3 separate regions of the Homo sapiens genome follow, and regions 2 and 3 are each linked to region 1. The links are chromatin loops, found by intact Hi-C in ENCODE. Cell type or tissue: OCI-LY7. All regions are shown on one strand.

Region 1 (8,000 bases):
GGTGAATGAGATCAGTGTGTCGAGTGCCTAGCACAGTAAGAACTGTAACAGGGTGGGTCTAATATGTGGCTTTTTTGTGGCTGTTAAGCCTCTGAGAGGACCACAGTAGAGCCACCCCATCGTGAACACTCTGAATTTGAATGCTTTTCTTAAACATTTAAATTAAATAAAAATCAAGGCACACATCCTCTGAAACCCCTTTGGGCCAGGTACCTTGCTGGGTGTCAGCCCCTTCAAGTGTCACAGAAGCCATGGCTGTGCTCAGCGCCCCCCAGCCAGAGGAGCTGCCCAGGCTCTGGAAAGAACAGGGCAGTTGGGATAGAGCCACCACAGCTCTCTCTAGTTGAAGAATTACTTGGAAAATGAAGAGTAAGGCACTGCCCACTCTGGTCCATGGCTTTGAATGTCAAAATGCACCCCCAGAAAGCAGACCTGCAGCAGACCAACCCTTCCCAAAGATGGGGTTCAGGGTCCTCTAGACAAACAGCAGACCCTGGGCGTGGCAACATCTCCCAAAAAGGAGCTGAGTCTCAGGCAAGTGGTCCCTGAAGGCCTCTATACACCACAATGTACCTTCACTGGTGCAAAGGCCCTGCCAAATGGCTGTGCAAAAGTGGCCAGGCAAGAGATACAGTTCTAAGAAGAAATCAAGGAGCCATGGCACGCAGGACTCCCAGGAGAGGCAGGTGGCCTGCACAGCCAGTTCACGCTCCAGGCTACTGTGTGGGTGGCCTCCTGCTGACAAGCTTCAGCCAGAAGCGGGTATTTGGGACTTTGGGTGACAAGACTGGAGGAGACAAGGGAACCTAAGCAGAAGGTCATCCAGACCACCGTCAGAGTGGCCACACCAAGTCTTTGGGTTCTTGCTCTAAGTCTGCCAGCCAGATGAAGGGATGGAGGATTCACATCCAGCCACATCTTGACCCTGCTGATTCTGGAGGAGAATGGATGGAGCCCTGCACTGGCTCCACCTGCTCCCTCTTCTCCCATAAGAGGAAACAAGAAAGGAGGCTGGAGAGCCCAAGACAAAACTCAAGAATGTTCTCGAAAGGTCCTTGGGCTTTGAGACCTTCACAATGCAGTCATAAGATTATCCTGAGCTTCTGAAAGCCCCCTGGCTCCAGAGAAGAGAGCAATCTCTGGCTGCTAAACCTTGAGTGCAAAGGCTAAGGGCACGCCGGGGCCAGAATGCCTGGGTTCAAATCCTAGCTCTGCTATGTATTAGCTCTGTAACATTGGGCAAAGTACTTAACCCCTGTTTCCTCCTCTGTAAAATGAGGATAACTATGGCCCTATAGGGCAGAGTCGTTGCCTAGAACAGTAGAGAACTCAAAATTAATTTAGCAAGGGGCCCTCCTCTGCCCAGTGGGATGTGCTACTATTGACCCCATGGGGTTCTGGAAGAAATCAACATGCTACTACAATGGAAGGCATTTGAAGGAAGTGGAAAGTTTTCACAGAAAGTAGCCCAGAGACATGCACAGAGTGCTGCTCTCTGTGCAGACCAGAAACCCCAAAGATTTGTGCCTCTTTCTGTCAGAATGCAGCTTTCTGGAGCCCACCGGGCTATAGAAGCTGCATGGCGTCTGGAATGGGAATGGGTTGGCCTAGTCTTCCCCTGGAGGTATGGAGAGGAAAGGTGACACTTTCAGGCTTTGTGCAGGACAAGCAGAGAATATCACTCAAATCCAAGCTGGCTGCCCTGTGGGGGACACAGGCCCATGCCGGCAGGCCTGGGGAGAGCCACCGCTTGCTGAGGTTAGGCCAGCACCAGTGGGTGTGAGGAACCCACCTCCAGTCTCAAGAGCAGGGTTGGGCTTCCCTGGATGGGGAGGAAAGGGTTAAGCCGGCTTGGGCTCTGGAGGGAAAGCACTCGGCAGCTATAAACAGAGAGCCTAGGGAGGGAGGGGGCTGACAGGATGTGGCCAGGGCTCGAGCTGTCTGATTATTAACTTCACTTTTATTTGGAGGGGGATTTGATTCTCTGTTTTACTTCCCATCAAGGAAGTGAAAGCCCAGGTCTCAGAGGGGCCTGGTTTCAAATTGTTTTGTCACAGCTCATTTATTTTTCCTTTTAAATAAATAAACAAAACCACCTCTTTGTTTTCCCCTTAATGAGCATTCAGCAAATCATCTGTGGGTGAGGCATGAACGGGGTTTTCTGGAGTCCTTCATGGGAGAACATTTGGCTTATTATTTTAAAAGGAAAAAGCAAGGATGTCTCCTTTAGCTCCCAGTCTTCTCCAAGGCTGTGAAGGCACTTTCTCTTTTGCCTCCTCTGAAATACCGACCTAGACCAGCGAGGAGTCTGAAATCACAGCCTCAAGCTCGGCCAAGGCCCCAGGAGCTTCCTTGGTTGGACCTTGGGGCTGGACCCGCAGCCTGCCATTCCATCTGACAGGCCCTGACCCTGAGGCCACGCAGAGGAAGCACCCAGCACGGGCTCAGTGGTTTGTCTTCTTGCTTGGGCTCAGACCCATGGCTTTTGTTCCTCTGACACCCTGACATTTCTACTAAAATAACAAAGCAATTAAACACACAAAAGGATTCCATGACAGCCTTAAAAAACACCATTACATGTTCCTTTACCCAAGGTTGAAAACATTTGGGAACTTGATTTCCAACATCAAAATCCAGATCAAAACCCATTCAACAATCCCATGATCCCCTTGCAACAACCCTTTCCTGGCCAGTATCACAGGGTGCCGACCCTCACAGGGTCTCACAATTCAACAATTCAGTGAGAGAGGATGCAGCAACAAAGACTGTAACGAAAAAACAAGAGAGTCTAGGGTCTCACATCAACAATTCAGTGAAAGAGGATGCAGCAACAAAGACTGTAAGGGAAAAACAGGAGAGTCTACAGCTGAAGCTACTGCTACTCAAGGTGGGCAGAGAACGGAAGAGACGGATTCTGTTGGAAACTAAGAGGGGAAATCCAGGAAGGCTTCCTGGTGGAGCTGATCTTTAAGCTGAACCTTGAAGGACTGGTAAGATGAACGGATGTTCTGGAACCTGAGAAACACCCAAGTACCAGAGAGACAGCATCCATGTGTGAACTACTCTAGACAGAGGCAACAGGCGTGGTGGGGCCTGGGGCTCCTCAGAATGGCACCTCAAGTCCCCATGGTGGTCAGGGACTGGAATGCATCGGCCGCCTGCAGCCAGCTCCGCGGGGCCAGTCCCTGACCTCTGGCTCGGAGATTGGTGTGCCCGGTGAAGGAGTTGCCCAAGCATCTTAGGCAACCAGATACTACGCCTGGCCTTGGACCCTGCCACTTGCCTGCCCCACAAAAACCTGCTGACCGCTGTGACCTACTTTAACGCCCTCTGACTTCCCGCTCTTTGAATATGGGGCAAAAAGAAGAAGGGCGACTGGCACCATCCAATTCACTTGAGGCTCGGAGGCTCAGGCCTGCCTTCCTGGCGGCTACTGGGGTGGCGTTTCCCAGCACCCCCGGGAAGCTACCAAGGTCCAGGGCTCTCCTGGGCTTCTGCGACGCCCACGCACTCCTGCGGCCGAGCTTCGCGGTCGGGCTCTCCCGTCGCCACCCCGGCGTCTGCTCAGCCGCGAGCGAGAACCAAGCCGGGCCGGGCGCGGGGCCCGGGCGAGGCCGCCAAGATGGCCGACGCGCTCGGCAGCGCGCGGATCACGCGGGAAGGCTGCCCTTGGCCTCCCGGGAAACAGCCAAGGTTCCGCCGCCCTCCTTGGCGCTCTGCCCCGGCCGGCCTGCCGGGATCTCCTCCCCGGCGCGGTCTGCGGCTCCCGGGGCCTCGCAAACCTTCCAGGCCCGAGGCCATCCAGACGTGCACACCAGGCCCGGCCCGCGAGGGGAGACACAGGGGCCGGGGCTGCGGCGGCTGAGCTCCCTGGGCGGCTCGGAACGCAAGGGGCCGGCGAGCCGACGCTGCTGCAGGAGGCTGCGGCGTGGGGCGAGGTTCTCGCTACGGCTTCGTTCCCGTCCTCCCGCGGCCGCTCTCCCCCGGAAGCCCTCGGAGGCAGCACGATGGACGTGGCCACACTGCCCTCCAGTGGCCAGCTCGCCGAACAACACGTCTGGGCCCCTTTTGGGGGTCTGGGTGACGTGTCCACCCTCTCTCTGCCCTTTGCTACATTTGAAGGTGGGGTTTGCTCATCCATGGTTCCTCTTACAGGTCACCAAAGCTGCCACAGTGCACACTCACCCAACAGCAGGGGATTTGCCGCCTTCGGTGGTTCTCAAACTTCAGTGTGCACAGGAATCCCCCCTTGGACAGTTCTTTCAAACCCGGATTGCTGGGTCCCCCAACCAAGTCAGAGAATTTGCATTTCTAACAAATCCTCAGGCGATGCTGAGCTGCTGGTCCGCTGGTCCTGGAGCCACACTTAGAGAACCACTGGCTCGGCTCACTCTTTCTCTCACGGGGTTTCTGTCATCTACTCATTTAATACAGAATATGTCCTGCTAGCCCCGGAGGACGAGTGGACGGAACAACTTTCTCACCCCTCGCGGAGCTTAGTCTAACGGAGGAGACAGACTTGTTTCAACAAATCACCTAGAAAGAAATATAAGATTCCATTTGAAAAGACTTTCAAATTCCTATGAAGGAAAAGAATCAGGTGCTCAGAGAACATATATAAATGGGGCACTCATTTAGATTTGGGATGGGAAGGTTCTTGAGGAAGACCTCTCTGAGGAAACCCTTAAGCTGAGGCCAGGAGGAGGGATGAGGTCCTGAGGGGAATGGGGAGGGGACTGGAACTGGCAGGAGGAGCAGGTAAGATGCAGACCCTGTCTGTAGAAGCAGAGACTGGTAGGGGGCCAGGCAGGGGGTCACAGCCTCCTAGGCCCATGCCTCTGGTACCCACAGAGCTGCCTCCTCAGAAGGGCAGCATCCAGGGGAGAAGAGGGCCTGCCTGCATGCTCAGATCTTAGCTACCCCCGTCAGTGCCAAGAAGAATGCTCCACCTTGAGGAACCCCAGCCAGGTGCCCACAGCCCACAAACTTCTCTTTGCCTGAGCAGATTTATGTAGGTACCTTCTGTAAGGCCTGAAGGGCAGTCACATCTGATGGAACCAGGTCTGCTGAGTAATGATGAACAGACATGATGTTACCATCTACCCATCAATGCCCTCAGTGTGCCATCTCCTCCCTCCTGCAGTCCAGGATCCAGCTGTTTCTCCAATGAGCATTTTTAAGCACCTACTATGTGCTCTGCACTAGGATCACTGCAATGCTCTGTGGGGCATGGCACAAAGAGGCCAGCCTGCCCTAGGAGGCGCCAAGCACCCTGGAGGGCAGGTAGGTGGAGTACACCCTCCCCGCCCCAGTCTCAGCTCCAGCCTGCTGTGTGCACCCCCACCCCACCCAAACATCCCTGGGGTCACTCATTGCAGGTGGGCCAGGCTGACAAATGGCAGCCAGGAATTCTAGTGTTCTAATGATTCTTACTTTGTATCAATGCCAGCTTGATGGCAGGGGCCAGGATGACCACCAACCACTGCCACTTTATCCCTTGTGCTGACAAGGAGGTATCATCCCATTAATCCTGTTACCTTGCTCAGTCCCTTCTGTCCCGTTTTCACATCTGAAAAATGTGGGGTGCGGATGAGTTGTGTTAGATGATCTCCAAGGGTTTCTGATCCATGCCTAGCCCACCAGTGCACTGTTGGAGAGATGGACGAGAACAGCCCTGCCCAATGACCCCATGACCCTAGCATTATGCAAAGCAAGGCCTTTGTCGTTAACAGACTCCAGGTTAGGGGAAGGGAGCGGGGAGCAGCTGAAAAACTATGTGCAGCTTTAGAATCAATCAAATCAATCCAACTCTATTCCTGACTCTGTGATAGCCAGTAAGTGGTTTAACTTCTCTGAGCCTGTTTCCTCATCTGAGAAATGGGAATAGCATGGTACCTACCTCACTGGGCTGTTCTGAAGATTACTGATAATAGCTACCACTTAGCAAGTGCTTGATCCGTGCCAGGCAGCACACTAGAGGCTTCCCATCCACTCCATGAGGTCATGTGCAGAAGTACTGGTCCCATGCCAGCAAGGAGTAGGGCTCCATCACAGTTGTTAACGCATGACACCCCTACTGCTCTGCACACATATATTTATGTAGTCCTACGGCCCTACTGCTCTGCACACATATATTTATGTAGTCCTACGGCCCTACTGCTCTGCACACATATATTTATGTAGTCCTACGGCCCTACTGCTCTGCACACATATATTTATGTAGTCCTACGGCCCTACTGCTCTGCACACATATATTTATGTAGTCCTACGGCCCTACTGCTCTGCACACATATTTAACAGGCGAAGGGGCTTAGCAAGCTCTTGGCACATAATAAGCACTCAATAAACGGTGGGCTTCATCATTAGCCAGAGAGAAGGGACTCTGTGAGGAGGTCCTACAGAAGGAGAAATATGGAGAAGTGGGTGACCCAAGATGATGGCTCACACACCTCTCCCAGGAGGGCCAGCCCCATGCCTAGCTAGGCAGTTCCCTGGCTAGGACGTCAGCTCTTACTCACTCTTTCCAGAGAGCAGCTAATTAGCCTCCCAGCAGCCAGGAGCTCTCCAGATGAAAGGTGCTTAATACAAGCTCAAGGCGTAACTCCCATATGTATAACTAAGGTTCCCTGAGGTGAGGAAGGCCCCAGGGCGGAGAGACAGGCCAGATCAGGGCCTCGCCTTCTTTATGACGGAGGTTCCCAGGGAAGGGAGCCGGCTGGGGTGGCAGTGAGCCTGAGAAAGGGCTCGGGGTGGTGGGTGTGCGGCTTCAGAGGGAGCCCCTCCCTGGGAGTGGGCGGGGCCCGGTGGCTGAGGAGGCAGAGTGAATGCTTCAGGGCCCAAGCTGCCTCCCAGAGTGGGAGCTCCAGGTCAGAAGACAGCTTAGAACTGGGTGGGTCAGAGCGAGGGCTTTGCTGCTGGGCTGCCAGGTCAGAATCCCAGCTCTGCTATGGCCATTCCATGTCCCAGAGCCTCAGCTTCCTCCTCTGTAAAACGGAGATAATGATAACATTGACCTCACAGCTATTTACTGACAGCACTTAGTACAGACAGGACCTGGCACCCACTACGTAAAGAATGAGGATTTGTACATTTGTTCATTTAACAGATATTTATTGAGTACCTGCTATGTGCCAGGCACTGGGTGTTAGAAATACAGTCATGAACAAAACAGATCCATTTTCCCTTGATTCTGTAGGGAAGATAGACCACAGACCCCAGAACCAAGAGATCGGTAATACACTGCCTGGCAGTGACCTGCGCTGTGGGAATCGGGTATGAGGATGGGGTCAGGTGTCCAATACAGCGGCAGAAGAGCAGGTACCCAGGCAGATATGGGCAGATTAAGAAACGAACCAGGGTTGAAGGGCCAACCCAAAGTGCGCAGCAAATCAGAGGCGGGAGCCTGGGCCTGCAGCATAGGAATGTTCACCCACAGCTGCTGAAGCAGCCGCAGCAGCTCCCTCTGCCCCTGACTAAGGGGTGTGCCCAGCGAAGCCACCTGCCCTCACCTCCCCCTTGGCTCCTGCCCCTGACTCCCGCAGTCTGGAGTCCAGCAAGGCAAGGGAACTGACACAGCCCCCAGGGTCACGATGGCTTCCATTCTTTGACATTCACCAGTGTCACTGGCTGAGCTCAGGCTACACGGCCATCTTCTCTTTGAAGCCTCCAAACCAGCTGGTGAAGTCAGTAGCACCCCTGTGTTTTTTATCAAGGTAAGGTTCACATAACATAAAATGAAGCATTTTAAAGTGAACACTTCAGTGGAATTTAGTATATTTACAGGGTTGTGGAACCTCCGCCTCTGTCTAGTTCCAAAACATTTTTATCACCCCAAAAGGAAACCCATACCCACTAAACAGTTGCTCTCCTTTCCCTCCTCCCCCAGGCCCTGGAAACCACCCTCTACTTCCTGTCGCTATGGGGTTGCCTATTCTGGATACTTCACCTATCCAGAGCTTTTGTGTCTGGCTTCTGTCACTTAGCATCATGTTTTCGAGGTT
Region 2 (8,000 bases), 550 kb before region 1:
AAGTGAACTATGATCCCACTTTGCTAGACTCTTGAGATGGCTCTGTAAACATACCCTCTAATCTATGGTCCTTCCTTCCTACTTCCTCAGAATTCACTGAAAACAATAGAGCTCTAGGAACTCCTATTGCTTAAAACAGGGGTGAGGATCGTGTTTATTCAGGACTATGGCTGTTAAATTAGCAGGACTGTTTTGACTAGCTGGTACTCAGGGGTAGGGTTGTCATGTTGGTCAACATGCCTATCCCATTTGGGACTACTCTAAAGGAAATAGGAATGCCTAAAAAGTTTCTAGACTTCTAAGAATTCTATGACTGGGGTTAGGGATGACTTATAGGCAGGAACGGAGCCAGACTCCTGACGGTATCCAAGGTTTATAGGCTTGGTGATAGAATTTACCAGAGTAGAAGAGAAAGTTTTCTGAGTAGCTAGTGTTTTGAATGGCATGGGGTTTGTGACAAGATTTGGGGTAAGCCAGTGAGAGATGCTTTGGAGTTATCTGGGACCTCATTTATTCTGGTGGAATGCCAGAAGTACAGGAGGCATCTCCTAGGGTATTTAGTTTTTTAGAGGCTAGGAAAGGTAGTAAAGGTAAAGTAGATACAAATTTGTTACTATGACTTTTATGGAGCCTTGAGATAGTTATACGAAGTAGGAGGTTGAGCAGGGATTATTTTAATCGGAGAAGAGATTAGTAGAAACTCATTTAGGAGGATTAGAGCATGCTGAATGAGATGTCAGAAGCTTTTAGGATCCAAGAAAAGTGGATGGCAGAGAGAGAGAGGGGTCAGCACTGTGTTTAATTTCCTTCTTTACCGTTTCTCGTCTGCCTTTCCTGGATATTACCTATTTCAAACTAAAGGGAAATGTGTGGAGGCTGCATCGGGTAGCAGAAAAACATGGAATAGGGAACTCTGCCTCTGAAATAGCATATAATACTTCCCACAGGGTTTAATGTGAAATAAGTGGTATAATCTAGGTCAAGTGGCTTAGGTAGAATACTGATCAAGTGACCAGATGTCTTGGAATGAGTAGGATAATCTTAGATTTTGGCTTCCTATCCTGTATCCAATTCACTTTACCATTAGGGCTTACTATTACCTTGATGTCTGGAGTGAATAGACCCTTATCAACTTACGATAAACATTTATCAGTAGTTTAGACAGAATTCTTAAACTGGATTCAGAACTAGAATTATAATAGCAGAGTTACTGTATGTTTCAAACAGTGATTTGGCCTTAGTAAAGTTTGGTCTCTTAAGATTTATTACTCATTTATGGCTAAGTATATCACAAATAAATGTTAGGTCCCCTAGTGAGTATTCAGCAATCATTTCCTTGGGATCTAAGGCATACCAGGTGCTATGTTCAAAATGAATGGGACATGGTTCTTGTTTTTAAGATGCTCCCAGACCAGTGGGGCAGACTGGTATAAAAATAACTAACTGTCGGCCAGGCGCGGTGGCTCACACCTGTAATCCTAGCACTTTGGGAGGCTGAGGCAGGTGGAACACCTGAGGTCAGGAGTTCAAGACCAGCCTGGCCAATATGGTAAAACCCCATTTCTACTAATAAAATACAAAAATTAGCTGGGCGTGGTGGCATGTGCCTGTAATCCCAGCTGCTCGGGAGGCTGAGGCAGGAGAATCACTTGAACCCAGGAGGCGGAGGTTGCAATGAGCTGAGATCACATACCACTGCACTCCTGCCTGGGCAACAGAGTGAGACTCTGTCTTAAAAAATAAAAAATAAAAATAACATAACTAACTGTATAATATAATAATATGATAAATGCTATTCTGTTGGTATGAATCAAGTAGCACAGAGGAAGAAAACAATTCACTCTAGTAGATGGTTGGCATTTTGAGAGAGATATAAATATAATTGTGCTCATTTATAACATGAATTATAAATGTAGCAGCATTGGAAATGGACATTTAATAAGGTGTAGCACTACTAAATTGGATTAAGTGCATGCACTGGGTTTATAGATGGATGTTCCCATCAAATTTGTTCTTTATTTGTATCCCTACCCCTGAGCAGTCCTTGCCTGGCAAGTGATTGGTGTTTGCACTGTTGGGGGTAGGCTTTAGGTTCCTGTTTGGGCACCAGGAGCTGTAGGGTTAGAAGAAGTAATGTCTTTTTCTCACCTATTGCAAGGTTCATTACTGAACCCTATAGCAAAGGCAGAGTAACAAGCAAAAAGCATAACAAATTTATTTAACAGAGTTTTATGTGACACTGAAGCCCTTAGAAATGACCCAAAGACCCAGGGAAAACTGTGTATTTATATGGATAGTCATACAGAAGTATGATTGGAGCACCACAGAGTATCATCTAATGGTAATCAACTAGGGAGAACTTTGCAAGCCCTGTTTGTTCGAATGGCTTCCAAGTATAGGGTAGGACCCCTCTGGAATGAAGATCTTAAGGCCTACTTTTAGGGAAGATAGGTCAGAAAATTATTTTATGGCCTGCTTCAGAGGGAAAGGCAAGAGAAGGTCAGAGAGTGACCTTCCTGTTTCTGTGGTTTTCCAATGTCCTTTAGCTTAAAATGCTTGGTATGCCAGGGTGCCATATTTGGGGGTATCCTGTTCTAAGCCCCAACATTTCCCTGGAAGGGCGATGGCTTTTTGATCTAAGCAAAGTTATCAGAGGGAATGAGGTACAAATCAATAGAGGACAGACTATGAGATCAAATTCTGACTCTACTACTTAAGAGCTGAGTGTCTTTTGACAAATTACATGTATTCCTGGTGACTCTGATATCTCTATAAAATAGGGATGATAGTAGTACCAACCTTACAAGGCTGTGCCTCAAATGTGTAATAAATATGAAAACACTTTGTAAAGTGCTGTAAAAATATATAAACATTATTGTTTTATCACAAATATCAGCACACCAATTATTTATGTAGTTCTATACATTACGCAAAAAGTTACAGAGATGTGGGGCTCATCTTCTAGGAAAACAGAATCAGAATTCTGAATCAGCTCTAAAGTCGGAGACCAAACCTCGAGCTCTCTCTAGGTGCTGTTTCTCCTGAAAAGTTGACTTGTAAGTCTAACCCAGTGCATTGCCTCTGATGGCCTGGTGTTCTTCAGATAGGTAAAAAGCAACTCGAAAAGGGGAAGAGTATTGTGCTTTCCGCAAAGACGATACTTTTTTGCTCTTTGGAAATTCTTGCTCTTTTGGTTTTGAGCTCTGAAGGTGAACAATCCAGCTGATTCAAATCCCCAGAGTAGCCCTAATAATAGGAAAACCGTGACAACCGCAGATATTAAAAACATACCTCAATTTGCACAACTGGGGTAAGACAAATACATATGGTATTATATGAAAAAAATTCCTTTATGCAAATCTAGAAACTTACTTTAATGTCATTTCATTTAACATCAAAGAGATGATGTCAAAGAGAACATGTTTACCACTGGGAGAGTCAAATGAAAGAATTAGTCTTCTAGAATTCTTTCAAATGAAAGAATTTGTGTGTAAGGTTTGATTGGTTATTTGGCAAACACTAATATTAATAAAAAGACCAGTACTTCTAGATATGGGCCACTTTGTAGAGGGATTATGCCAGAACTCCCATAGTATGTATAGAGACCCTTGAAGGAGGGTCCTCAAACCCATAAGGGAATTTATTTTAAAAATATTTTGCTTATGGGCCCATAACTTCATTTTATGTCTCTCTAGCTCACAATAGAGGATTATAATCTATTGGGCTGATATATCTGAGTTAACATCAGATTAATCGTATCACTTTGTGTATGAATATCATATAAAAATGTTAGTGGCTGCTGTTTTCACCATGCTCTGTCATAATTAAACAATTTATTTCATGCTGAAGCTTCCCTGTCCTGATTCTGGGATTGTCAGTTTTATGGTTCTCATTTTACACAGATAAAACCAAACTTTTCAGATGTCAAATAATGTGCTGCAGACTTCCATGCAGTTCTCAGCTGCAGTTATAAATCACTGTTGTTTTAAGTAAGTGACCTAAATGCCATTTTTATTAGGAATAGAGTGGCTAGGAGAGACTAACATAAAGCCTCTGATGGAGTTCTAACATTTCTCCTTGAGCAGCAGGAAGAGAATTGCATTTCCTGCTGGCTAGAGAAGCCAGGTCAATTTTGTCCTACCATTCTGGGAACTATCACTTCAGACACCTAACATATCCAGGTCCTGCTTATTTTTCTTGAATGAGCTATTAAAATGCATGTATGTGTGCACATACACACATACATACACATCATGCAGCCATTTGCCTCTGTGTATACATACATATCATTGTGTAGATTGCACTTTTTCAGAAAAGACAACTGATCACCAGCACGTCACTCTCACTTCCTCCCATGTACATTTTGTATCTTCCCCACAGGGAAGTGAAACTGGTGGTGGGTTGGAAGAGATTGAGTTTGCTGAAGTGGATTCTGCCAAGTGGCTGTTTGTGGATGACCTTTGTCTTATAGGGGGTAATAGTGGGAGTTACGGATTCCTGGCAAAATGTCTGTTCACATCTCATCACAATTAGAATCATAAACTATGGGCTTTGTGGATTTGTTCACCTGAGATAGTGATGAACTAGGAATCAAAAGATCTGGGTTTTAGCTCTATCTCTAAATATCTACATATATGTGAAGATAGCTGTGTATACCACTGTGGATATTTTCCCTCTTTTGTCTTATCTTCTCCATGAGACTTTCAAATCCTCAAAGGCACAGAGCATCTTTAATTTACACAGCATTCACTTTTTCATCTTTGTTTGTTCCTAGACTGCATTTAGTAGAGATGTAATAAGTACTTACTGACTGATAGAATGAGACCACATCCTGCCTTAGATGAACTGGAATTCCATTTGAAAGTGTTTCCAACCAGAAATATTCTGCTTTGGTGCCACTGCTACTGTTCAGATTCAACTATAGCAGCCACAGTGTGATCAGACACCTTCTCCCCTCAGGCGCCACCCTTGGCCACCCTGAGAAGATGGGCCCCCCTGCCAGCATGTCTTTGGGGCCCAGTGTTTCTGTCTCTCTGCTTCTCCCAACACTCAGTGGCCTGAAGAAGAAGAGCTTTGGTATATAATTTCTTTTTTCCCCCCAGCCAAGAGGAATTGAGCACTCATGAATATTTTAAGCGTGTTACAAAGAACACAAAAGCTGTGCCTTCATGGGAGGATTAAATGTTGGTGTTTGACTCCTCACAATCAGCACATTTTAAAACATAAACCAGATCATGTCAGTCTCCTGCTTCAGAGCCACCAGTGGTCTCCCACACTCTTGCAACCAAACCCAAGGCTGGGTGCCAGCCTCCAAGGCACTGCCTGACTCAGCCCTGCCCACTGCTCTGACCACCTCTTGCAGTAATTCCAGCCATGCTGATCTACTCTGGGTTCCCAGGGCATCGTAAGCATCTTTCTCTTTAGGACCTTTCTACACATCTCCCCTGCCTGGGACCCTGCCCTGAACCCTGTGCTACCGCAGGATCGTCACTCAGATCTCAGCCTGAATGTCCTGTCTCAGACAGGACTCCCCTGACTGTCCTATCAGTATCTACACCCGATATTTTATTTCCTCACATCACTCATCATATCTGAAATTGCCTGCTCATTTCCTGGTTTTCTTGTTTACTGTTGGACCCTGACTAGGGGGTCTCACTCTACAAGGGCAGAAAGAGGTTGTCTTAGTCTGGTTCTCTGTTGTTACCCAGAAGCTGGAACAACGCCTGTTCCCCAGCGGTTGCTCAGTAAACACATGTGGACTCAATGAGGGATTGAATTGGAAGTTATTTACCTCTCTCCTGGCTTTTGCTTCCCTCTCTTCCTTTGTCTCTCTTTTGCGGAATCTGTACCATGAAAAGGGCTGTTGTCCAGTAGTGGAACACAGGCCTTGGATTGAGGTCCTGGTTGACTCACTTGATCTGAAGCTTCTGGTCATGCACAACTGCCAATTGGAAACAGCTACTATAGAACCACCCTCTTTTTCCAAAGGGTCAACAAGGAAATCAAAAATAGAAATACATTTCAGGTAGTCATGTAATACTTTACTAATACTAACCCTAAGAATAACTTTGCGATAACTTTGCAACCTTAACTTCCATTAGTCTCACTAGGCAGTTCTGCTTCTTCAATTCCTTTAGTTTGTTACATGCCCTGCGATCCAGCCCAAAACAGGAGAAGCCCTGTAGAATATATGTTGCTATATCCTCAGATATGGCCAATAAAATTTGTTTGTGACCTGTAAGGAGCAGATGGTTCACTGAAGGCCATTCATAGAGGAGGCAAAGCACCAAAATTCAGTGTCTAGCCTTAATTTTTCCTTATTAGAGAGTCTGGAATAGAGGGATACATTTTCAGGATCTTTCCTAATAGAGGAGTTCTTTTTTTATTTGGATGAAGAGATTATTTCTGTAATTTCCCACAGTCTTAGGCTGAACTCTCCAAGTAATGAACTTTTACTCAGAATAGTCTAGGCTTTGTGTACTCATGGAAAGTGTAATATAGCTTGCCTTGTTGGTTTTTCTGGAGATAGCACATTTGGGTCACAGGGGTTCAGCCAGTCTTCGGCTGTTATGCAGTGTAATTTTATGGGAATAGTTTTATAATGTTAACATCTGTAGACTGAGAGCTTGATGAAGACATCACCCAGATTGCCTGGGAAACGCCACTGACTTTGGGAGCTAATTCTTGATAGGTAAAATATTTAGCTCTCTCTCTGTCTCTTTTTTTTCTTTGCCTAGATACAGCTACCAACCTTACCATTTCCATCTTTTATGGCAGATGAGCTATGTGTGTATTTTTTTTTATCTCCTTGCAGTATGCATTTTTGCAAGTTAGGGGATAAAGCCCAGGCCCTTGGCTTTTTAACTTTTCTGCTTCCTTGATATTTGTACATGAGATAAGATGTTAAAGGATTTCTCTTTACAGATTTCTGTTGAAGAGTTATAGAATTGACTGAATATTCATATGTGTACTGTCCTCTGCTTCATTAACTCTATGTTCATATTTCTTTTTCCCATGAAGCCTCTGTCGCCCATTTTGTTTAAAATTGCAACCTATTCCCACACCTTAAGCTAAATCTCCCTTACCCTAGTTTGTTTCCCATAGTAATGATCACTTTCTAACATACTGTATCATTTGTCATTTATTACGTTTATTGTCTGCCTCCCACCACTAGAATGTAAACTACAGGGAAGGATTTCTATCTGTTTTATTCACATTGTATCCCAAGTGCCTACAGCAGTGCTTGGTGCATAGTAAGGCTTTGATAAATATTTATTAAATGAATGCACTGACATCCTAGTGAAAAGACAGATACTGTAGTGTAGTGATGAAAAGCTTGGGCTTTGGAGTAAAACAAGCCTGGGTTTGAATCCCAGCTTTGCTGCTTACCAGCTGTGTGTCTTTAGAAAGTGATTTAACCTCTCTGAGACTCATTTTTCTCATCTATAAAATGAATATTATAGCACCTTGAAAGTGTGTTGTGAAGATAAAAAAAAAAGATAAATAGGCAATACAGCATGGTAGGTAAGAAACAAGGCTTTATCGTCCAATGGATATGGGTTCTGGGCTTTAGCTTCCAGTTATGGCTCTCCCATTACCTTATACAATTTTTAGAAGCCCTCTAAGCTCATTTTCTTTACCTGTCAAATGGGTATAAAATACTATGGCCTGCCTCACAGGAGAGTGGCCAGGATTAAAGGAGGTAATCTCTGCGTAGTGCTTAGCAGACTGATCAACTCGTAACAAGGGACTAATTAATTGAAGATGACGATGATGATAATGTTTGAAAGGTGCTTAGCTTTATTGCTCACACATCATAGTAATTGCTCAATAAATGGTGGCCTTGACAATAAATGAAGGACAACTTTATTAGAACTCTGGGAGCCTCCCAAATTTGCCATTTTCTTTTTGTTCTCCTTTCTCCAGGGGGAAGTAAGGCAAATGCATGAAGTTATCTTTGTGAGATACTTGTTTCAACTCGAAAATGAAACAGCAAGCAA
Region 3 (8,000 bases), 450 kb before region 1:
GAGCCCACCACGTGCCTCTGCAGCTTCTGTGCCTTTGCAGATGCCGCTCCCTCTCCTGGAATGCCTTCTCCCCACCCTTCCCTGGCTGAAGTCCTCCTGGCCATAAAAGGCTACCCTAAGTGCACTGAGCTTCCTTGCTAGGCACATCTTATCATCGTTATTTCTGTAATTCTTCCTTTCATTGGCTGACATCCATGACATCAGGGCCCAACCTTAGGTGGCTAGCACAATGCCTGTGGCAGTAGTGGCAGCAGTAGTCTTCGTGTTACCAGCAGCAGCAGTAATGACTCTTACTGGGCATGTGCCATGTACTAGGTCTTTTTCATACTCATCTCTAATCCTCCCAACAACTCTACATCGTATATGATATTGTCTCCTTTTTAGAGATGAGGAAATTGGGACTTAGGTGGGGTGGAAAGATGTGATACCTTTCCTCACTCATCATGAGGGTCACAGCTGACACCCCTTTAACAAAAGACAGGTTGATGATAAAAGCATAACAAATGTATTTCATCAAAGTTTTACATGACAAGGGAGTCTTCAGAAATGTAGACCCAAAGGCCCAGGGAAGATGGTCTGTTTCTATGCTTTGGTCTGAGGAAGAATGGGCAGCTGTGTAGAAATGTGATTGGACAAAAAAGGGTCTGATCTAATGATGACAGACTGAGGGGGTAGACAGAGCAAGGCCTGTCTGTTCAGATTCTTCTTGGCCTCCCTATAGCATTCCTTCCTCCAGGTAGGGGGTAGGACCCCTCTGAAATGAAGGGTTTTAGGGAGAAGGGAGAGAATGACCTTTCTAGGTTTTATGGATTGCTTTGGGAGAGAGGGGTTCTAGATTCTATGACCTGTCTTGAGGAAGAGGAATTCTGGTTTCTGTGATTCCCTTTAGGGGAGATGGGAGACAAGGAGGGCAGGAGAAGGTCAGAGAAAGACTTTGCTTCTGAGGCAGCTCTGAGGCTACCCAATATCCTTTAGTTCAGAGTACTCAGCCTGCCAAAGCACCATAGTTTGGGATACTGTTTTCTGCGCCCTGGCACTTACAAGTTAAGCAACTCACCCAGGGTCATAGAGCTAACAAATGGTTGGACCAAAGTTAGAAGCCAGGTCTTACTCATTTCCACCCTGTTTCAAGGACTCTGATTAGATGCTCAATAAGTACCTACTGAGTGAATGAGCGGCCTTGAAATTGTTTTCTGAGGCTGGGGAACTCTTGCCAGGAATTTCAAGAGCCACTGCTTTTACACTTGGCCACTTAACTTTGCTCCCTAGAGCTTTAGTTTCTCTTCTTCTACACCCAATATCATCATGTCTACTGTTTTCTTCCTGAGTCATATCCTCTCATTATGTTTTAGCTATGGGGGGTAAGGATGGAGAAAGGGGAGAGTCTCCTGGTGCTTGTTTCATGTATCTTATTCCCTTGACCTGGTCCTTGTTCCCTTGAAGTCTTTTGTTTGTCTGTTTGTTTTTGAGACAGGGTCTCACTCTGTCACCCAGGCTGGAGTATGGCGGCACGATCTCAGCTCACTGCAACCTCCATGTCCCAGGTTCGAGAGATTCTTCTGCCTCAGCCTCCCGAGTAGCTGGGATTACAGGCACCTGCCACCACATTCAGCTAATTTTTGTATTTTTAGTAGAGATAGGGTTTTACCATGTTAGCCAGGCTGGTCTCAAACTCCTGACCTCAAGCGATCCTCCCACCTCAGCCTCCCAAAGTGCTAGGATTACAGGCATGAACCACTGCACCTGGCCCCTTGAAGTCTTTATAGTCGCCCCAAAGAAATTAGGCTAAACTTAAGAAGTCACTGCTTCTGTAGATCTAAGGTGGCTGAATATCGGCCACAGCATACAGTTCAAACTAATGCAGTGTATCTATTAAAGGTTATAAGAAGATACCTACAAACTTCCCTCATGGGATTGTTGTGAGAATTAAATACATATAATACATATAAAGGACCTCTAGTGCCTAACACATTGTGAGCTCTCAAAAAAATATAAATGTTAGCTCTTGTCATTATTTTTGTTAATCCTTGACTGGGGTACTAAAATTCCTAAAAGAGAGTAAGCCAAGAAAAATATGTTAATTATTACAGCAACTAATATTTATTACTATGCATCAAGCCATTTTTGTAAGGATTTTTCATATATTAATTCATTATTAACTAATTTTCATAGCAATCTGATGATGTAAGTGTTAGCCCCATTTTACAGATAAGAAGGTGAGGACAGAGAGGCGAAGTTGGGGAGCTTGGGATCAAGTTTCTGGTTCTAGAACCTACGTTCTTTCATAACCATCACTGCTCTGAAAAAGAGTAAGCACCAGACCTGAAAGAAACATAACAGAGGCCGGGCGCAGTGGCTCACACCTGTAATCCCAACACTTTGGGAGGCCAAGGTGGGCGGATCACGAGATCAGGAGATCGAGACCATCCTGGCTAACAGGGTGAAACCCCGTCTCTACTAAAAATACAAAAAATTAGCCGGGCATGGTGGTGGGCGCCTGTAGTCCCAGCTACTCAGGAGGCTGAGGCAAGAGAATTGCTTGAACCCAGGAGGCAGAGGTTGCAGTGAGCTGAGATTGTGCCGCTGCACTCCAGCCTGGGTGACAGAGTGAGATTCCGTCTCAAAAAAAAAATTAAAAAAAAAAAGAAACGAACAGAAATGTTGTTAGCTCCTTCTCACTTTTATCTCTAGTTTGAATGAGTGTGTTTGTGAAAGGCAAATGCCTCTGGGGTTCTTGCACAGTCCTGGGCACCACTGGGAGGAGAGAGGGCAACCTAGAGACATTTGTGTTCCTGGTAAACAACTGAAAATAGGCGGAGCCTTTGTGCACTGAACCCAGCTACTTTCAAATCGCAGTACTTCCCAATTGCAAACTTGGTGCAAAAAAACCTACATTGCCACAGTTGAGACTTTCATGAGGAAAGATTTTGGGTACAAGATAGTTTTTCATACCGCTTTGCTTACCCCTGAGACTGCAAAGTACCATGTCTCCTTGTTTTATAGAAGCCAAAACAAATTCTATCGATAAACAGAATTTTTGAAACTCTGGTATTTTCAGAAATTTGTACTGTGCATAAAGTAATGGTTTGGTGAATTAACATAGGTGATTAAACAATAAAGTGATGCATACCCATTTCCATAGAAAATATATGCATATATAAAAGGAATTTTACAGATAAACTGTATGATATATCTGTTAATATATCATGTTTTATTTTCAGTGTTTTTGTGTATTCTCAGTGTCCGCCAGTATGGAGACAGGCTCATCTCCAGGTGTGCAGGCTCTGAGTGAAGGGGGCCTCCTCATTGGAGTGTGCAGGGGCCTCCTCATTGGAGTGTGCAGGGCTCTCCTGCGGCGGCGCCCACTCTGTGTCCTTCTTCCCTGTTTTTGTTTGCCACCTTGTGGTTAACATAGCTCTGTGGCTCAAGGAGGAGGGTTGGGCCGGTATCATCTCTGAAGGTAAAATGCATACATGCGATGCTGTAACACAGTCTTTCTCCCGGCGGGGAGTGGGAGTGTGTGTGCACACGCGTGTGTGGGTGCAGTGAAGGTGGAGTTGCCCACTTAGTGAGACTCAGAGTCTACCCTCAACCACTGTGCTTCTGTGTGCTCCCGTGTAGGCTGGAAGTCGTATCAGCCGCTCCATTGCACAGAGATTGCAGAGAAGGGGCCACATCGGTCAGTGTTAGCGTCCACAGGAGGAAGTTGTGTGGTGGGAAGGCCGCTTCTGGCTGGACTGCAGGCTTGTTTGCCCACACGCGCCCCAGTGAGAGCGAGGCCTCCACGGGCTTCCTTCTCCAGTGCGGGGAGTGTGTGGCGAAGGAAGTATCTGCTGCTGAGCTCAGCTTTGCTTCGCCATGTTCCTTCCCGATCCGCTCATCCTAACCCTCTCTCCTTCCGCCTCCATCCTCCCTGCTCTCCGATTGCCCCAGTGTGTGTGTCCCCTTCCCCAGCCACCCCTCTGATCCCTGACTACCCTCTTCTCCCTCCCTCCCTCTGCGCCCACTCCTCATCGCGGGCCTCAGGGGAGCCCTGTCTCCACTCAAGACACCCGTGAAACAGAGGGAGACACTAGCAGTCAGCGGGCACTTTGTGGGGAGGGCCAATTTAGAGGACAGATTGACCAGGGCGAGCAGCAGGATATCTAGAAAGACGCTTTGCTTCTAAGGAGCGGGAGCCTAATCCCGTTACAGGCTGGAGGGAGACTCCTGGGGCCGGCAAGCCTCCTTCCCGCTGTGCCTGGAGGGATATCATTGGAGGACCGCCGGGCGCGGTGGAGGGCTCCACTCGCCAGCAGCCCCCTCCCCCAGCCCCTTCCACTCTCTTTTCTTTTGCAGTGACACATACTGCAGTGCCTCTGAGGTCATTTGTTTCCCACAGCCTCACAGGGCGCTGTGGCAACAAGGGGGACAATGATCTCTCACAGGAATGATGGGAGGCCTTGTTTTGCCTTAAATAAGCCCCTTCAAGGGAGCAGTAAGGTCTGTTGTGTGTGTGGTTTGTTTTTTCAGAAAATCCTCTTGCACGTAGTTCCAGTGTGAAGTACTCTGGCAACTTCAATTGAAGACATAAAGAATCTTATGTGTGTGTGTGAGGGTTTAATTTTATTTTTATTGCTGCTTTGAGACCAGGATTGTGTTTTCCCTTCTGCCAGTTACCCTTTTCCCGCTCAAGCTCCCTGGACCTCCGCATTCTTTCAATAGTTTTAGGGCAGGAATTGGCAGGTGTTAGGGGCAGAGAGACGCCCATGTCTGGGTGCTGGCTTCTGACTGCCCTTAGCTTTGGTGAGGGAGTGAAGGTTAGCGTGGCAGGAATGTAGTGCTCCTACACATTTCTCATCCTATCCTGGGTCTGAGGAAAGCACAGGGCACTGGGTGGCTAGGGCTGGGATTCACAACAAAGTGACAGTGGAGGCTGAGGGAGACGTACTTTATGGGCCACCTCGGAATAGATCATCAGCTTTAACGCCAGAGCTTCAGAGGCATGTGCAGAAAGAAAAAGGCCTGTAAGTAGAATAAAGAGGAGGCAGGTTCTGTGTCTGATTCGGCTGTCCGGTGAGGAAAGATGTGAAGTGATCTCTACCCACACCCTGGTAACACCACTGGAAGACAAAGAACTGTCCTGTTTGTCTTACTGCTCTGTCCTATGTTTTAAAGTCTTCAAGCTGCTGAAGGCAGTCCCACCTCAGAGCTTACATGCGTAAACATTATTATCTGTAAAGGCTTCCTATTTGATGAATCATGGTGTATCATACAATCTAGATATTTCATCTGGAGAAACTGAGATGAGGCAGATTAAAGTCTTTTCCAAAACCACATGAGGAATTAATTTCAAAGCTTGAGATTAAAACCTACATCTTGTAGTTTCAGATTATTAACTTACCAGTGTGATCTACAAGTTCTTTCTCCATGTTCTAAAAAACAAATTTTTTAAGGCAATCAAGACATTTTCATTCTCTCATGTGAGCAGTATGTATCAGAAAAATTCATCTGTATAAACTGTATGGCAGTCTAAATTATATTTTTAACCTGTCTTTTCTTTTTTTACTTTTTATAAATCATATCTTCCACTGTTTACAAATTTTGTTATGTCTTTCACATATCAGACTCAAAAACAGTTGGCTTTATGATTGGGCCACTAGAAGAAATATAATATTTTTTCACTTACCTTTTCATTTCCTGACTTTTTTTTAGTGATAATCTGAATATATTTGTGAAATATTTAGGCAGGAAGGTGAGTTTTCCAGATGTTTCTGTTGATTATTGCAAACACAGAGCAATTCAAAGACTAGTGTCGCTTTTTGATAAATTAAAAATACTTTTTTTGATAACTAGTTATTCTTGACTTTAATAAACATTCCTAAGATTAATTCTTCCCTTAACAACTTTAGTGTAATTTTAATTTTTCACAAATCCTGAAGTGGGAGTACTGGAATTTTGGAGAAATAAATTAACATGTTGCCTTATTTCTCTGGACCATCTGTTAATGCTTATTCTCAACTAAAGTACTGTTCATCAGCTTCAAGTAACAAACATACCATAGACAAATAGCCTATGTCTGTGACGGTGATAAGACATTGGCCAAATCATCCTCTCTCTGACCATGACAAAAGTGTACCAGTCGTAGCTAAAGCAAGACTGAATCTATTTGGTATTCATTGTAAAGGAAACAACAACAACAAAAATAACTAATAAAGGTCTGAGACAAGATGATGGATGGCAAAAGAACCCCCTATGGTCATAAATAAGCTAACTTTGGAAATGTTTGACTTAAGGAAGTACAGACTATGCTTAGTCTGCCTCGTGTCCCTGGACTAAAGCAGCCTTGAAGGCTCATCTGAACATTTCCCCAGGGGTTTCTTGCCTATTGACAAATCCCACCACATCTTCCAGATGCACAGAAGAAAGTTCCGTTAAATCCAAAATGGTAACCAAAAATGTTGAATAGCAAGAAACTGGCAGGGGTGGCTTTGGGAACTGGTAAATAAATAACAGGCTTGTTGTCCCACACCCTAGTTTAATGCTCTCAAGAGGTTCTTATGTTGCTCGCATTAGTGGGCATGTAAATGAAACCCCTGTTGGCCTTGGCAGATATTGGCCTCTTCCGTGACCTTGTTTGACTGAAACAAAAAGTCATTGGTGGAACAAAAATTCAGAGCTCTGAACTTGGTTGAAAGAAAAGGGCAATTCTCTGAATTGGGTAATTGGATCACCCTCCCAAGTGCCCTAGGGCTTATATCAAACATATAAGAAGGGGATTAATAACTTCAGTGTATAAATGAGCTTCAGGCAGCTTCCAACTGTAACATTTCACTCTCAGGAGCTTTAGGACATAACAGATTTTTTTCAGAGCATTTTGAAGTGCTCTTTATAAAATGCAGGAAGGGACTACAGACTACTGTGGAATCTTTGTAATTGTACATGGTCCAGTCTGACAGGCAGGCAACCCGAAAGCCTCTTCAAAATGGCCACTTAATAAAACTGTTCATGAAATATACCATTTTGGGACTGAAAGATGATGACAGTGATATGTTTTCAAACTGTACTTGATATTCCCTTCCTTAGTCATAATTTTATGATCTAGACTAAATTACATGTATCATTGAGTGTGAGGATTCCAAGACTTGAGACAGACTTACGTATTTATGTGTGAGTTGTAAGGGACCATTGGAAAAGCTGAGAATTTTAAAATTCATTTATATTAATTAATTTGTTCACTCAGTATTTATTCAATGCCTACTATATATCAGACTTGAGGATATAAAAAAGTATAAAGTAGAGCAAGGCTGACAGACATTTGAAAGGCAGGTTCATGAGGATTGAAGGAACATGTGGGAAGGGAGCCATTACTTCTTAGGAGTGGGGAAAATCCAGAGGAGACTAGAGGAGATAACGAGAGATGAGTCGACAGCACAGGAAAATAAAGAAGAGTATTCCAGGCGGAGGATACAACACTTGAAATAGTTACCCAGAAAAGCTGGCCTGGTGATTAATCGGCCCAGATAAAAGAGGTAGGCTAACACTGTTATTCGTCTTTTAAAGGAGAAGGATCAAGAAGCAGTTCTGTTGGGTCCTGAGGAAGTGGGATTATTAGTGATGGACACAAAGTGCTGGTGTCACAGCTGTGGTAGAAAAAGGGAAACAAGAGAAAGCTTCTGAAAAAAATGTTTTGACAACTATTTTTATGGCTGTGGACATCCTGAGACCTCTGACAATCACATAGAAAAGAGAGCCCATAGGGAACATTTTAGAATTGATTCTTATCTTAATAGCTATCTTTTTGGCCTGTCTGGTTGCCAAAAAGAATTAGCAGAATTCTGCTGTTTATGTATTGCTGAATCAGTTTACAGGTGATGTTTTATTACTAGGGAAATATTGCTAAAGCTAGGTAGAGGTGCTTCTAAGAACTAAAGCACCAGAAACCTAATTGGGAAAGGAATTAACTTTAGTCATGTACATATTTTCATTTTTCTCCTTTAATTTTTATATTAACAGAAACC

Evidence for each region. Hi-C counts contacts between places; a loop is a spot of excess contacts. Peaks named below come from ENCODE experiments on the same cell type or tissue, not always from the same donor. Only the 100,000 strongest peaks of a DNase experiment are listed, where the experiment ranks them.
Region 2: a loop joins it to region 1, with 2.3 times the contacts of the local background. A loop is called at or near these places in 9 of 110 quality-filtered maps.
Region 3: it touches region 1 in a loop (6-fold over the local background); 5 of 110 quality-filtered maps call a loop at or near these places.

The regions. Positions count from the first base shown.
Region 1 is chr14:68,812,833-68,820,832 of GRCh38, forward strand. No RefSeq gene overlaps it. Among named protein-coding and RNA genes, the nearest start is that of ZFP36L1, 24 kb to the left of the region's middle. RefSeq lists enhancers at 2,191-2,310, 2,916-3,135, 3,216-3,445, 3,462-4,201, 4,076-4,125 and 1 more and a silencer at 3,586-3,975. In OCI-LY7, CTCF peaks have their summits at 4,051 (motif pointing left) and 4,268; DNase peaks (open chromatin) are centred at 1,919, 2,389, 3,019, 3,959 and 2 weaker places; H3K4me3 peaks cover 3,545 bases; H3K27ac peaks cover 3,571 bases.
Region 2 is chr14:68,264,020-68,272,019 of GRCh38, forward strand. The region is part of intron 7 of RAD51B (RAD51 paralog B); the gene reads left to right. Among named protein-coding and RNA genes, the nearest start is that of RAD51B-AS1, 420 kb to the right of the region's middle. RefSeq lists enhancers at 4,082-4,201, 4,552-4,701, 4,852-5,031. In OCI-LY7, CTCF peaks have their summits at 4,922 and 5,144; DNase peaks (open chromatin) are centred at 3,132, 4,372 and 4,892; H3K4me3 peaks cover 3,219 bases; H3K27ac peaks cover 5,323 bases.
Region 3 is chr14:68,360,227-68,368,226 of GRCh38, forward strand. All of the region lies in intron 8 of RAD51B (RAD51 paralog B), which reads left to right. Among named protein-coding and RNA genes, the nearest start is that of RAD51B-AS1, 320 kb to the right of the region's middle. RefSeq lists enhancers at 3,777-4,304, 4,305-4,833. In OCI-LY7, a CTCF peak has its summit at 3,409 (motif pointing left); DNase peaks (open chromatin) are centred at 2,815, 3,375 and 7,639; H3K4me3 peaks cover 480 bases; H3K27ac peaks cover 2,826 bases.